2 separate regions of the Mus musculus genome follow, and region 2 is linked to region 1. A link is a loop called in an ENCODE intact Hi-C map of the cell type or tissue named here. Cell type or tissue: left cerebral cortex. All regions are shown on one strand. Links, peaks and the distances in the headings refer to the core of each region. The heading gives the core; the rest is flanking DNA.

What was found. Peaks named below come from ENCODE experiments on the same cell type or tissue, not always from the same donor. Only the 100,000 strongest peaks of a DNase experiment are listed, where the experiment ranks them.
Region 2: it touches region 1 in a loop (2.0-fold over the local background); 2 of 42 quality-filtered maps call a loop at or near these places.

Annotation. Positions count from the first base shown.
Region 1 is chrX:77,320,586-77,327,462 of GRCm38, reverse strand. No RefSeq gene overlaps it. Among named protein-coding and RNA genes, the nearest start is that of Tbl1x, 190 kb to the left of the region's middle. In left cerebral cortex, for the core only: no CTCF peak of the experiment used is centred there; a DNase peak (open chromatin) is centred at 3,637.
Region 2 is chrX:77,414,782-77,421,658 of GRCm38, reverse strand. No RefSeq gene overlaps it. Among named protein-coding and RNA genes, the nearest start is that of Tbl1x, 93 kb to the left of the region's middle. In left cerebral cortex, for the core only: a CTCF peak has its summit at 3,692 (motif pointing left); no DNase peak of the experiment used is centred there.

The DNA of each region.
Region 1 (6,877 bases), core at 676-5,675:
AGGTAAGCTTTCACAAAGAATTATGCTTCCTGTTATTTTTAGGGATGCTTTGGGAGAATCAATCATATTGCTCCTCTTTAAGTAACACACAACTAAACCTGGGTATTTTTGCCACCTGGGAGACTTTAAAAGAAAGATGACACTTTTGAGTAAAGTAAGTGGAGGATTATCCCTTAGAAATCCAGTATGAGCAGGTTTTTCTAAGGTGTTAAAGAGAGATTTTGCAAATGCTTCCCACAAAGCCCCTGTGAGATCTTGTTCTCTTTCTACACTGTCTTGGTAGAAAAGGTAAATAAATATACCTCTTCCCTTCCCTTCCCTCCCTCCCTCCATATACTTATTCTGCAAGGGTCTTTTAAAAGATATTTTAATTCAGGATAATCACATACTTTTGATATTATCCACCTTTTGAATTCCTTCCTTTCCCTCTTCTCCCTAAGTTGCTTTTTTTCTAAACTAGTCTCCTTCTACCTTCACACCTACTCATCTGTATGATTCAATATGTAGATGGATTCTAGGGTCCACAGATGAGAGAAAACATGTTATCTTTCTTTATTTTCTTAATATGATGATCTCTAATTGTATCCAGTTTTTCAGGAAATGAGAGAGCTTTATTTTTCATTGTTGCTGAATAAAGCCGTTTTATGTGTACACAGCACATTTTGTTTATCCAGTCATCTGTTGAAGGACACCTAGCCCCTGTCTTGACCACTGTGAACTGTACAGAAGTAAACATGGATGTGCAGGGGTCTTTGTGGAAAGCTGATGTAGACTGTTTTCAGCATAGTCCCAGAAGTGATACAGCCCAGTCATATTACCCAGGATTTCTGAATTCAGAAAGCTATAAGAAATGAACCAAGGCCCCCATTATGATAGCATCATGCTATACTTGGGTAAAGTTATAAAAAAGTGCCAACCTCCAAGAAAAATACACATTCAAAGACCTTGTACTGATATGTAGTTCTCTCCCTCCCGCTCTCCCTCCCTCCCTCTCTTTCTTCCCATCTCCATCTTTTGGATTAATGATTTTTTAAGATTATATTATTTTATGTGTATGGCTATCCTGGCTGCATGTATGTATGTGTACCTTATGCATACCTGTTGCCTGTGGACTTCAGAATAGGATGCTGAATATTCTAAAACCATAAGTGCTGGGAACTGAACCCCTGGGTTCTTAGCATAAGCAGCCAATGTTCTTAACTCCTGAGACATCTTTCCAACCCCCTCTTTTGGCTTTTTCAGAAATCATGTAGCTCAGGATGGCCTTAAATTTGATATCCCTCTATATTGGCTTCCTGAGTCATGAGATTATAGGTGTACATTACTATGCTACCTCTGATATAGATTTTTTTTTTTTTTAGAGACAGGATTTCTCTGGATAGCCCCTTGGCTTTCCTGGAACTCACTCTGTAGACCAGACTAGCTTTGAACTCAGAAATCCGCCTGCCTCTGCCTCACAAGTGCTGGGATTAAAAGAATGCACCACCACTACCTGGCCTGATATGAATTTTTTAAAAGATAAGTTTCCACTATGTAATCGTGGCTGGCCTGGAACTTACTGTGTAAGTCAGGGTGGTCTCGAATTCACAGAGATCTGTCTGTTTCTGCCTTCCAAGTCCTGGAATTAATATAATGTACCACAAGTCACGTCCAATTTGAATCTTTAAAGGCCCCCAATAATTTAAAAAAGAAACCTAATTGATTGGCATTTGGAGACACTAAAACAAGGATAGAAAAATCAACATTTTCTCTGCACATGAATGTTCTTGCATGTGGCTTTTTTTTTTTTAAGATTTAAAATTTGATCTATGTCTACCTCAGGGAAAAGAATGATTTTGGGCAAAATCTGGATCCATATTTCTCAGGAATATTGCCTGAGAAGTCAATTACAATGATATTAGGCCGGGTATGTCCCTGACTTAAGTGGTGGCCAAAGGATTAGCTAGCTGGCTGTAGAAAAGATTCTGCACACATGTAAACACATCAGTCAGCTGGTTCACAGTCTGGTTTTATCTACTTGTGTGCTGATTTACCTCATCAATCAATGTCACATTGTGGAACACATCTTAGATTTATAACACATGTGTAATTGTGTCTGGCACAGCTAGGAAACCATCAGGGGGCTGTTATCATGAATTAAACTCCAGACTTGCTTTGAGTTTTATTCATTTTCTCATAGAAATCCTGTTGCCTCACCTTTTCCCTCCCTCCTGCGTGCCTACAGTCCAGCCATCCTGCCCAGCAGCTTACATACAGTTGGGTCATCCTCATGTTCTTGGCTGCGAGGTTTCTTCATATTGCCCTTATTTTTCATGTTTTGAAGTTTTTGCAGAATGTTCTCCAGTGGTTTTCTTGATGTATCTCCAATGATCAGTGTATTGAAGGGTTTTGAACAGAGGTGAGGTGATTTTTGTCAGGGCCCAAACTTATGGGCATATTATAGCCCCATGGTGTTATCTAATGATGCTGACCTTGATCACCTGATTAGGTAACACTGCACTGGGAACTCACTTTCTATTTTCTCTTTCTATATTCTATTCTCTGGCCTTGAGTCACTAAGTTCTTTGTGATAATTTTTAGGGGGACAGTCTATGTCCATGAGTATGTAGGTGTGTGTGTGTATGTGTGTGTGTGTGTGTGTGTGTGTGTGTGTATCTATCAAGAGAGATAAACAAAAAGGATTGTGTTAATATATTTGGAGGTACAAGAGGCTTTGAGTTACGTGGGAATGAGAAGGATGACATGTAGCATTGAGAAGGTCTCATAGTGGCAGAAAGGATGAAATCAGTATAAGAAGACTACTTTTTCACTGCTTCTCCATTTTATTTTTTAAGAAACAAGATGTTTTTGTATAGTCTAGGTTGCCTCTTTAGGATGCAGTCCAGGCTGGGTTTGAAATCATTATTATGCCTTAGCTTTCTGAGGGTTGGAATGACAGGTATCTGATATCACACCCAAATTCAGGCTGTGTTTCAACACTTTTTCATTTGAGGATGTAGTTCCTGATGTTGACAATAGTGCTTACGATGTCACCCACCATTCTGGCTATCTACATGGCATTCCACAGTGCCCTGCAGACAGTGGATTATCTATGCCCTTTTTTGTGTTTGTTATGGGTCAGAAAGCAGAAGTACACGGCTTCATTAATTGTTCAAGGACTTCAAACTGTTTCAAAGAAAACAATGGCTCTGATCAAATGTAGCAGAGGTTGCTCAGTATATGCCAAGGACTGTTTTACAATGACATCCTTAGCCCAAAATGGTTGTCATTAGTTTAATGCCAATAGCATATTCTTTGGAATAGGACACCTCATGCCTCCCATATTTCACTCCCTCCAGGTGCTCATAGTTCTTCAGACTCTGCTGTGATTATGAGAATAAAAAGATTCTATCTCAGCCTGACCTTCTAGCCCCAAAAGGAGATAAAAGCAAACCCTCCTCCTCTGTAGACAGGGCTAATTGCATCTTTGTACCGTGGAAATGAATGATATTTTAAGAAGTAAGATCTCACTCTCTTAGGAGCTGAACAAGTACCCTCTTAGCTTCTGCAGAAGTTTCCACAGCAACGCAAGTTGGAGTACTTCCCCCACTTCCCAGCCTCCCCTAAAATCTGCTCCAACAAATTGTCTTAGAAAAAGAGCTGGCAAATGGTGTCTTTCACTGGCTGAGAATGTCATTATCTTTGATCTGTGTAAAAGCAGCTCCCAAATGAGATGCAAACTGAGTTGCTTTTAAGAAATCAAGTCGTGGGAAGAATAAAAGCTATCAAACTCGAGTTCTCATCCAGCCAAATGGGATTCAGAACTAAAAATAAAAGCCTCTTTTCTTTTGTGGGGAAGAAATGAAACCCAGCCCCGACTGACCCTAGAGGCTACAGTACCCAAGCCAAGCATCACTGAACCTTGCGCTTCCGACCATCTTTGGCTCTATTGTGAAACAAAACAAAACAAAACAAAACAAAAAACTTCTCTCGTTGCTGCAACAAAATACCTGACAAAAAGCTACTTAAGAAAGAAGAATTTATTTTGCCCCAAGGCTCCAGGGTGTCTGCACGGTGGGAAGTCATAATGGCATGGATTTGAGGTGGCTGGTCACATTGCTGCTGGTCACTAGCTCACATTCTCTTTTTCATGAAGTCCATAGCCTCAAACCATAGATTAGTACTACCCACATTTAGAGAGCATTTTTCCACCTCAGTTAACCTAACCTAGATAATTATTTACAGATATGCCCAAATGTTTGTTTCCATAGTGACCCTAGATCTTGTCAAGTTGGCAATCAAGCATTGGCTTTTAGGAGGTAAGTTTTGAATGTCAATGAGCTGAGAGCTGAGTTTTGAATCTGTTGTTACCTACCATAACTCACACAGATGAAAGTGTAGTCTATGTGGTAAAGAACTGACAAGATCTTGAGACCTTATTTTTATCCTTTTGGAATATTTATTTGCTAGTTTTAATTCTGTATCTGCGTATACATATATGCATGTGACTATAGGTGTTCCTGGTGGTCAGTCATTGGATCCATTCAAGCTACGGTTAGAGACATTCATGAGCCATCTGGCATTGGTGCTAGTAACAGAACTCTGGTCCTCTGGAAGAACAGTGATTGCTTTCAACCGCTGAGCCATTTCTTCAACCCTGAAGATTTAATATTTTGCTCTCCCAGACCTTGATTTCACTGATAAACAGCATGAGCCAAGTGGAGCTGGTAAGCCCAGTGACTAGAGAAGTTCAGGGCTCTCCTGACTCCCATAGATTGTTTTAAACTGCCAGAATTATGGGTATTTCTGTAGACAGCATTGCTGCATTTACTTGGTCTGAAATTCTTCATTGGGTACCTAAAGCTTACTTGTATATATATATATCTGAGGTGGAGACCAGAAATACAAAGGGTCATGACCTGTCCCTTAGATGCATTCTATCTTGCTTCCACACAGCAGGGAAGGGATTAAAGTAATGGTGATTGTCTTAGGGTTTACTATGCTGTGAATAAAACACCATTACTAAAAGCAACTTGGTGAGGAAAGGGTTTATCTCATTTTATACTTCCAGGTAACAGACCATTGCTGAGGAAAATCAAGACAGGAAATCAAGCAGGGTAGGAAGCTGGAGGCAGAAATTGAAGAAGAAGCCATGGAAGAGTGCTGCTTACTGGATTGCTCCTGGATTACTAAACCTGCTTCTTTCTTATACAGTCTAGGACCACCTTCCCAGGATTTGTGCTCGGTTTGAATGTGTGACCCCAGGCCCTCCCACATCAAGCATTAATCAAGGAAATGCCTGATGGACTTGTTTATACCCCACTCACATGGAAGCATTTTCTCAATTGAGAGTCTCTCTTTTTTTTTTTTTTTTTCTTTCCATTTTTTATTAGGTATTTAGCTCATTTACATTTCCAATGCTATACCAAAAGTCCCCCATACCCACCCACCCCCACTCCCCTACCCGCCCACTCCCCCTTTTTGGCCCTGGCGTTCCCCTGTTCTGGGGCATATAAAGTTTGTGTGTCCAATGGGCCTCTCTTTCCAGTGATGGCCGACTAGGCCATCTTTTGATACATATGCAGCTAGAGTCAAGAGCTCCGGGGTACTGGTTAGTTCATAATGTTGATCCACCTATAGGGTTGCAGATCCCTTTAGCTCCTTGGGTACTTTCTCTAGCTCCTCCATTGGGAGCCCTGTGATCCATCCATTAGCTGACTGTGGGCATCCACTTCTGTGTTTGCTAGGCCCCGGCATAGTCTCACAAGAGACAGCTACATCTGGGTCCTTTCGATAAAATCTTGCTAGTGTATGCAATGGTGTCAGCGTTTGGATGCTGATTATGGGGTGGATCCCTGGATAAGGCAGTCTCTACATGGTCCACCCTTTAATCTCAGTTCCAAACTTTGTCTCTGTAACTCCTTCCAAGGGTGTTTTGTTCCCACTTCTAAGGAGGAGCATAGTGTCCACACTTCAGTCTTCATTTTTCTTGAGTTTCATGTGTTTAGGAAATTGTATCTTATATCTTGGGTATCCTAGGTTTTGGGCTAATATCCACTTATCAGTGAGTACATATTGTGTGAGTTCCTTTGTGAATGTGTTACCTCACTCAGGATGATGCCCTCCAGGTCCATCCATTTGGCTAGGAATTTCATAAATTCATTCTTTTTAATAGCTGAGTAGTACTCCATTGTGTAGATGTACCACATTTTCTGTATCCATTCCTCTGTTGAGGGGCATCTGGGTTCTTTCCAGCTTCTGGCTATTATAAATAATGCTGCTATGAACATAGTGGAGCATGTGTCCTTCTTACCAGTTGGGGCATCTTCTGGATATATGCCCAGGAGAGGTATTGCTGGATCCTCCGGTAGTACTATGTCCAATTTTCTGAGGAACCGCCAGACTGATTTCCAGAGTGGTTGTACAAGCCTGCAATCCCACCAACAATGGAGGAGTGTTCCTCTTTCTCCACATCCTCGCCAGCATCTGCTGTCACCTGAATTTTTGATCTTAGACATTCTGACTGGTGTGAGGTGGAATCTTAGGGTTGTTTTGATTTGCATTTCCCTGATGATTAAGGATGTTGAACATTTTTTCAGGTGCTTCTCTGCCATTCGGTATTCCTCAGGTGAGAATTCTTTGTTCAGTTCTGAGCCCCATTTTTTAATGGGGTTGTTTGATTTTCTGAAGTCCACCTTCTTGAGTTCTTTATATATGTTGGATATTAGTCCCCTATCTGATTTAGGATAGGTAAAGATCCTTTCCCAATCTGTTGGTGGTCTCTTTGTCTTATTGACGGTGTCTTTTGCCTTGCAGAAACTTTGGAGTTTCATTAGGTCCCATTTGTCAATTCTCGATCTTACAGCACAAGCCATTGCTGTTCTGTTCAGGAATTTTT
Region 2 (6,877 bases), core at 1,034-6,033, 94 kb before region 1:
AAGTAGGCAAGGAGCAAGCTTCCTTCTTCCAAGCCCTTTATATATAAACTGTAAGTAGAACCTGTGGCTCAGAGTAAAGGTATATCTTCCCACCTCAAAACAGCTAACTGAAAAATGGGTCTCCCTATTTCAAATGATTTAATCAAGAAAAAAAAATCCCTCAGAGGTGTACCCAGCCACTTGGTTTTAGTTAATTCCACATATAGTCAAGTTGACAACCAAGAATTAGCTATCACATGGGTTAAATGCCTATAAAAGTTTATTGGCAAAACCAAGGTAAGTCCTGATTTGGCTTGTGAGCGTCATCTGCAGGGACTTTCAGGATTAAAAAAAATAATTAAAAACTTTAAAATTATACTTATTTATGTTTGTGTATGCATATGTTGGTCAGAGGACACCATGTGGTTTCTGGGGATCAAACTTAGATTGTCAGGCTTGGAGGCAAGAGGCCCTACCTATGGAGCTATTCTACTGATCTCTTTTTCATATATATATTTTGAAACAGCATCTTTGGTGTACCTTCACCTTACTGATTCGAACATAGCAAGAATATATTTTATATGTTTAATTAAAATAAATAATTTTCTTTTGGGATAGAGCCTCATGTGATTATCTGATGGCCTTGAACTCCATATATAGCTAAGAATGACCTTTAATTCCTGATCCTCCTGCCTCTACCTCCTGAATGTTCGATTATAGGTATATACCAGAAAGCCTTGTCACACACTAGACAATCTCTCTACCTATGAGATACGCCCCCAGCTTAAGAAAAGTTTTTTAAAGGGACAGTATAGCCAAATTGTTCAGCTACTGAAAAATGTGTTTCTAGATGCTGTCTTAATTGTTATGAATAAAGGAGAAGGGGATGTGGATACAGCTCTGTGGTAGAGTGCCTGCTTAGTACTAGCCAGGCTCTGTGTTCCATCCCCAACACCACAAACCAAACCAACAAGACCCCAAAGAAATAGAGGAGAGAAACTGGGCCTAACAGAAGTGATAGAGATAAAGCCACCCCAGCAGGGGATTTGGATTGTTGATATAATGAAAGAAAGGGATTTTCCCAGAGAGTTGTGGAAGTGCTAAATCTCCTCTTTCTTCACCTAATTACAGTCTCATATATATATATATATATATACACACACACACATACACACACACTGTAAACTGGCATGTTGTCATTCAGAGGAACTGTGATGGGGGAAAATGTCCTGAGATGTCACAGCTGCTCACAATCATGTTTAAATCAAACCAAACCAAAAACCAAACCAAAAGCCAAATCAAACTAACCCCCACCCCCAGCAAAAGATAGAAATATATTTCTTAGAGATAGAGTGGGGAAGTTTTCACATAGCAGAAAGTGAAATCCCAGGAAAATTTTAAATTGAAGTTTGATTTATCACTGGCTTCATGCTTTCTCCTCAGTACAGAGAGAAACAGGAAACAATTTATGTCCTATGAGTTCTGCAGCCTATGAATCATGTAGAAGAAGCATTGCTGTCCAGGTTGCATTTTGTTTCATTTCAAAAGTAAAAGTTTCCAACACGTGGCCTGTTCCTTCAAGGAAAATGGGGAGGGGAGAAGGAATGGGGCGGGGGCATTTTCCTTCTGTTTCATTATTCATTGATTTGTCAGTATGAGAAAGCCTTACTGTGCGCTTAGGTACTTCTCTTAGCATGTGACATACATATGTTTATCCTCAAAATTATCCTTTGAGCATTGCTACCACACAGAATTCTTAGGGAAAATATAAAAAGTTTAGGAACAAATTTTGTTTCATTCTGTAATTAAAATATGCATCATTGAAACAGCTTCCCGATAAATTATCAATGTGAAAATTCCCAAGAACTAGAATAATTTCTAAATTATTTGTTGTGTTTTAGAAATTGATAGATTAAAAACAATATGGCACCACTGTCAAAATAATGCCTTAAAGTGTTCTAGGAACATCCCAGTTACAATTCCAGGGGACTCCTACTTCTTTTCTTCAAATCTGCCCCATACCCACAATGCAGGTAGGAGCATCCTAGAGGGATCAGGAACTGACAACCTTTCCTTTGGTGATTCCTTGGGTACTTCTTTGCCTTTTTTCTTTTTCATTTTCTTTTTCTTTTTCTTTTTTTTCTTCTTTTTTTCTTTTTCTTTTTTTCTTTTTCTTTTTCTTTTTTAACAGTGTCTCTCACTGGCCTGGAATGTGCAAATCAGGCTAGGGTGTCTGGCAAGTGAGCCCCAGGGTTCCATCTGTCTTTGCCTCCCTAGCTCTGATCTCATAAGTGTGCACCACCACACCCAGGTTCCTAGTCAACCCCCTGCACTCTCCCTCTCTCCCTTTTTCTTTCCTTCCTTCCTTCCTTCCTTCCTTCCTTCCTTCCTTTCTTCCTTCCTTCCATGTATGCATATGATGGATATGTGCATGCGTATTTCTATGTGTATTCTTGTGTGTGAATGTGAGAATGCAGGTGACATGGAGCGTGTGTAGACTTCAGAGGACAACCTAAGGTGTGAGTTCTCACCTTTCACCTTGTTTATGACAGGATCTCTTTGGTGTTTGCCACTGCATATACCAGGCTATCTAGTCTTCCAGTTTCTACACAGCTGGCTTTACATTATTCAGGGGATTCAGATACTCACACTGTCAAGCATTTCACTGACTGAGCCATCTCCCCAGTCCTCAACAATTTACAGTTAAAAAACAATTGCATTGTTCCCCGTGTTTTCTTTTACAAACAAGGTCACTGGAAATGGCATCAATTTATATCAAAACACTTCATTGTTATTTGAAAACAGTTTCCTTATATTTACACACCTGATGCAACCTGAAGACACCCCCAGCTTTGAGATGCTCATTCAAATAGCAGAGCCTGGATTAAACAAACGTCTACAAGGCAAAAACTAAGCATTGCCTGGGTGATTCCTTTGTCGTTCATTGTCAATGGGTTCCCAGGCTTGGATGTGGTCTTAGTGGACCCATGTGATAATAGTATCTGTTAGGAGATACACTGTGAATGCTAAACCTGATAAAATCCAAGTTTTCCTATCATTGCTTGCTATATAGGTTCAAAACATAGACCCTTTTGGTAAGTTAGTAAAATACCAAGAAGAATAATTATTGGGTATAAAAATAGCAAAAAAGACCAGTAGGTAAGGTAGTTAAAATTCCTTTGCAGTACAGCCTATGAAATCTTCCTTTCCTTTATTGATGACCCCACATAGTATTCCACCACCACCAGGCCCCCCCACCCCCCGCCGATTCTTTTTGTGATGGTAAGCTGTGGTGTAGGAGCAAACACAATCCACAATTCCTTAAAATCAACTTGACATTGTGTGTGTGTGTGTGTGTGTGTGTATGTGTGTATTGCTTATCTATGCATTCTTGTGTGTGAAGGTCAGAGGTTGACATTGGGAGTCTTTGTCTTATATCTCCACCCTATTTTTTTTTTTTTTGAGACCACATATCTCACTGTTTCAGTTAGGTAGACCATCAAGCCACCAGAGATTGGCTTGACTTTGCTTCATGGTGACAGTTCTTTCAGTTACAGGTACAAATCCCCACATCCAGCTTTTGTGTGGGCACAGGTGATCTGAACTCAGGTTCTCCTGTTAACAGAAATAACACTTCATTCACTCAATCATCTGCCCAAAACCCCTAAGTTTTCCTCTTGTTCAGTTTATGTGCTGCCACCTGTTGGTCCCAAGTGACCTTGTTCATCACACTAATGTGGGAATCCAGGTCCATGGAGATGAGGGAGAAATGACAATCCTAATGGGCTCCTAGGGCAGCTCTCTAGAATTTTGTGTCTTTTACTGTATTAGTTACTTTTTTGCTGTTTTGACCAAATACCAGATAAGAATCAGCCCCTATACCCAGGGACATGGTTGAGAAAGAAAGAGGGCTTATGATGGACACATTCCTGTGACTCCACAGAGTTTTCTTATTTTGGGCAGGGACAGGCAGGGCAGAGAGGTCAAGGGTGGAATGAAGATCTGAGAACAACCTCTCTTTTCAAATAATAGAAATGGTGATATATGGCAATACATTATGATAAAATATCTTTTACATCCTAAGAGACTAGAATTTTTGCTGGACCTGACAGCCAGAGTTAATACACCTTGAGGTCACTTAAAACTGCTTTCCTACTGTGTACTCAGCCCATTTGATTAACCTGGCTGTAAGAAGAGAACAATGTAGCAATCAACCTTACTTACCTTGACTTTCCCATATGACCAATTTTTACAACCTAAGCTAAAGCATAGCTATAATCTTAAACTATGCAATCTTCCATGCCCCTGACCCAGAACAATGCATGTATATCATTTGCTGAAAGCAGCAAATACAGAAGCGAAAACAACCTTCTAAGATGAATATCCAGAATAAATGTTAAACATAAGATTTGGATATTAGCTGACAAACAATGATGCTTGTAGTATTGTTTGTTATCTTGTCAGTTGGGGTCAGTTGGAACTAGTGACTTAATCCCTTGTAAAACTCTGTGAAAGATCTCTGTAAATTATTACTCATTCCTTCCCCATGTGATGCTTTCTCTGTTATTCAATAGAAAGGGTGCAGTCCTTTGTTAGGGACATATAGAGTCTCTCTGTCTCTGACTCTCTGTCTGTTTTTGTCTCTGTCTCTCTCTCTTACACACACACACACACACACACACACACACACACACACACACACACACACTGGGGCAGGGGTAGCCACAGACATAGATAGAGATTCACAAGACAGCCTTCAGGCAGGCATAGATTCAGACTCATACAACAAACAAAGAATGGAAGACATGGGGAGCTTGATGGAGAGAATTCAAATCTGGACTAGGTTAAGTAAGTCCAAGGGGAAGTACATTTATTTCTGTCCTTAATGCAATACTGATGTATTATTGGTGACTTGGAATTGGTCACTTATGGGGATGGTTGTAGTAACTGGAGGAAGAGAGTAAGACAGAGATTTGAATAGCCCTAGAACTTCTTTAATCCAAGCATGTATTAACAGACCAAAGACATTATATACCTGTTATCAAATGAAAAATCATTTGTCAGATGAACACATGGTGTTCAAAGTTGCTTTAACAGTTTGGGGTAGGCTTGTTCCTGGGTTTTGTGGAGTCTATTGTGTATATTGAACGCCTGTAGGTCTATGAAGTTTGAGGAGGCTTTTTATGAGTGTGTGTATGTATGTATGTATACATGTGTGTGGAGACCAGAGGCTGAATGTCATTATGAACCCCTCTATCTTATTCTTTGAGACAGAGCCTCTCATTGAACCACCTGTCTAGGTTGGCTCACCAGAAATCCCTGCTGTCTCCACCTTGCCAGTGCTGGCTGTGGGGCTCAGTTTTTATATGGGTGCTGGGGATCAAACTCAGGTCTTCATGGTTGTGTAGCAAATCCTTTACTGACCAAACAACTTAACCAGCCCTGAGTAGAGTCCTTGAAAGGAAGAAAGAAAGAAAGCTTGGTGTTGTGTTCTGTTTCTGATCTGGATGTTTATAACTATGTCAGACCACTACATGGCCAATAATACTTACCTTAATCAATTCTAGTATCTCTGTGTATTGATGGAGGAATGAGCATGGATATTCAAGCCTCTCATTAAAATAATGTTTTTAATTTGTTTTTGTTTGTTTGTTTAATTAATTAATGAATTAATTATTTTTTGAGGCAGGATTTCTCTCTGTAGCCCTGGCTGTCCTGGAACTTGCTCTGTAGACCTGGCTGGCCGCAAACTCAAGTATCCACCTGCCTCTGCCTCCCAAATGCTAGGATTAAAGGCATGTGCTATTACATCAGGCCAGCCTAAAATGATGTAATACTTGCATGTACCCATACCCAATTGTTTTTTTTTTAAACTTGTTTTGCAATGTTAGGGATGAACTCACATGTTCACACATACTAAAGAAGTGCTCTGGGCTGGAGAGATGGCTCAGTGGTTAAGAGCTCTTCCAAAGGTCCTGAGTTCAAATCCCAGCAACCACATGGTGGCTCACAACCATCCAAAATGAGATCTGATGCCCTCTTCTGGTGCATCTGAAGATAGCTACAGTATACTTAGATATAATAATAAATAAATCTTAAAAAAAAAGAAGTGCTCTACTCTGAGCTATATATCTGACTACATGAGTTAGGTTTCTAGTACCCATGTCATGTGGTTCACAATCATTTGCAACTCTAGCTCCAGGGGATTTGATGTCCTCTTTTGATTTTCATGGCGTTATACTCATGTGTATAACCATACATATACATATTTAAAAATAAAATAAATAATTTTCATGGAAAAGGACTTGTGGTGGTTTGGTGCTTGGCCCATGAGAAATGTCACTATTAGGAGGTGTGGCCTTGTTAGAAGAGATATGGCCTTGATAGAGGAAGGGTGTCACAGTGGAGGCAAGGCTTTGAGGTTTCATATATTTGCTCAAGTCTGGTCAGTGTGACACAGTCTCCTCCTGGCTGTCTTCAGATCAAGATGTAGACTTCTCAGCTATTCCAGCACCAAGTCTGCCTGAACACTGCCATGCTTCCTGCTATGATGATGATGGACTGAACCTCTGAAATTGTAAGCGAGACCTAATTAAATGTTTTCTTAGATAAGAATTGCCTTGGTCATGGTGTCTCTTCACAGCAATAAAACCCTAACTAACACAGGATCCTTCACCAGTTAGTCTAAATCATGTGTTCCTCCACAAAACCCCTTCATGATGCACCTAGCTCTCAAGATGACTATGACCAACCACCTGACTTTATGACTACCATATGGGATTCTGTTTTCATACCTCTTCACAAATAATTTATAATGAATGAAGTTAATTTGGAAATTCAGGACCATTGAATTTTTCGTGACTTTACAAGTTCTTTAATTTTTACTTTAAAAATTCTT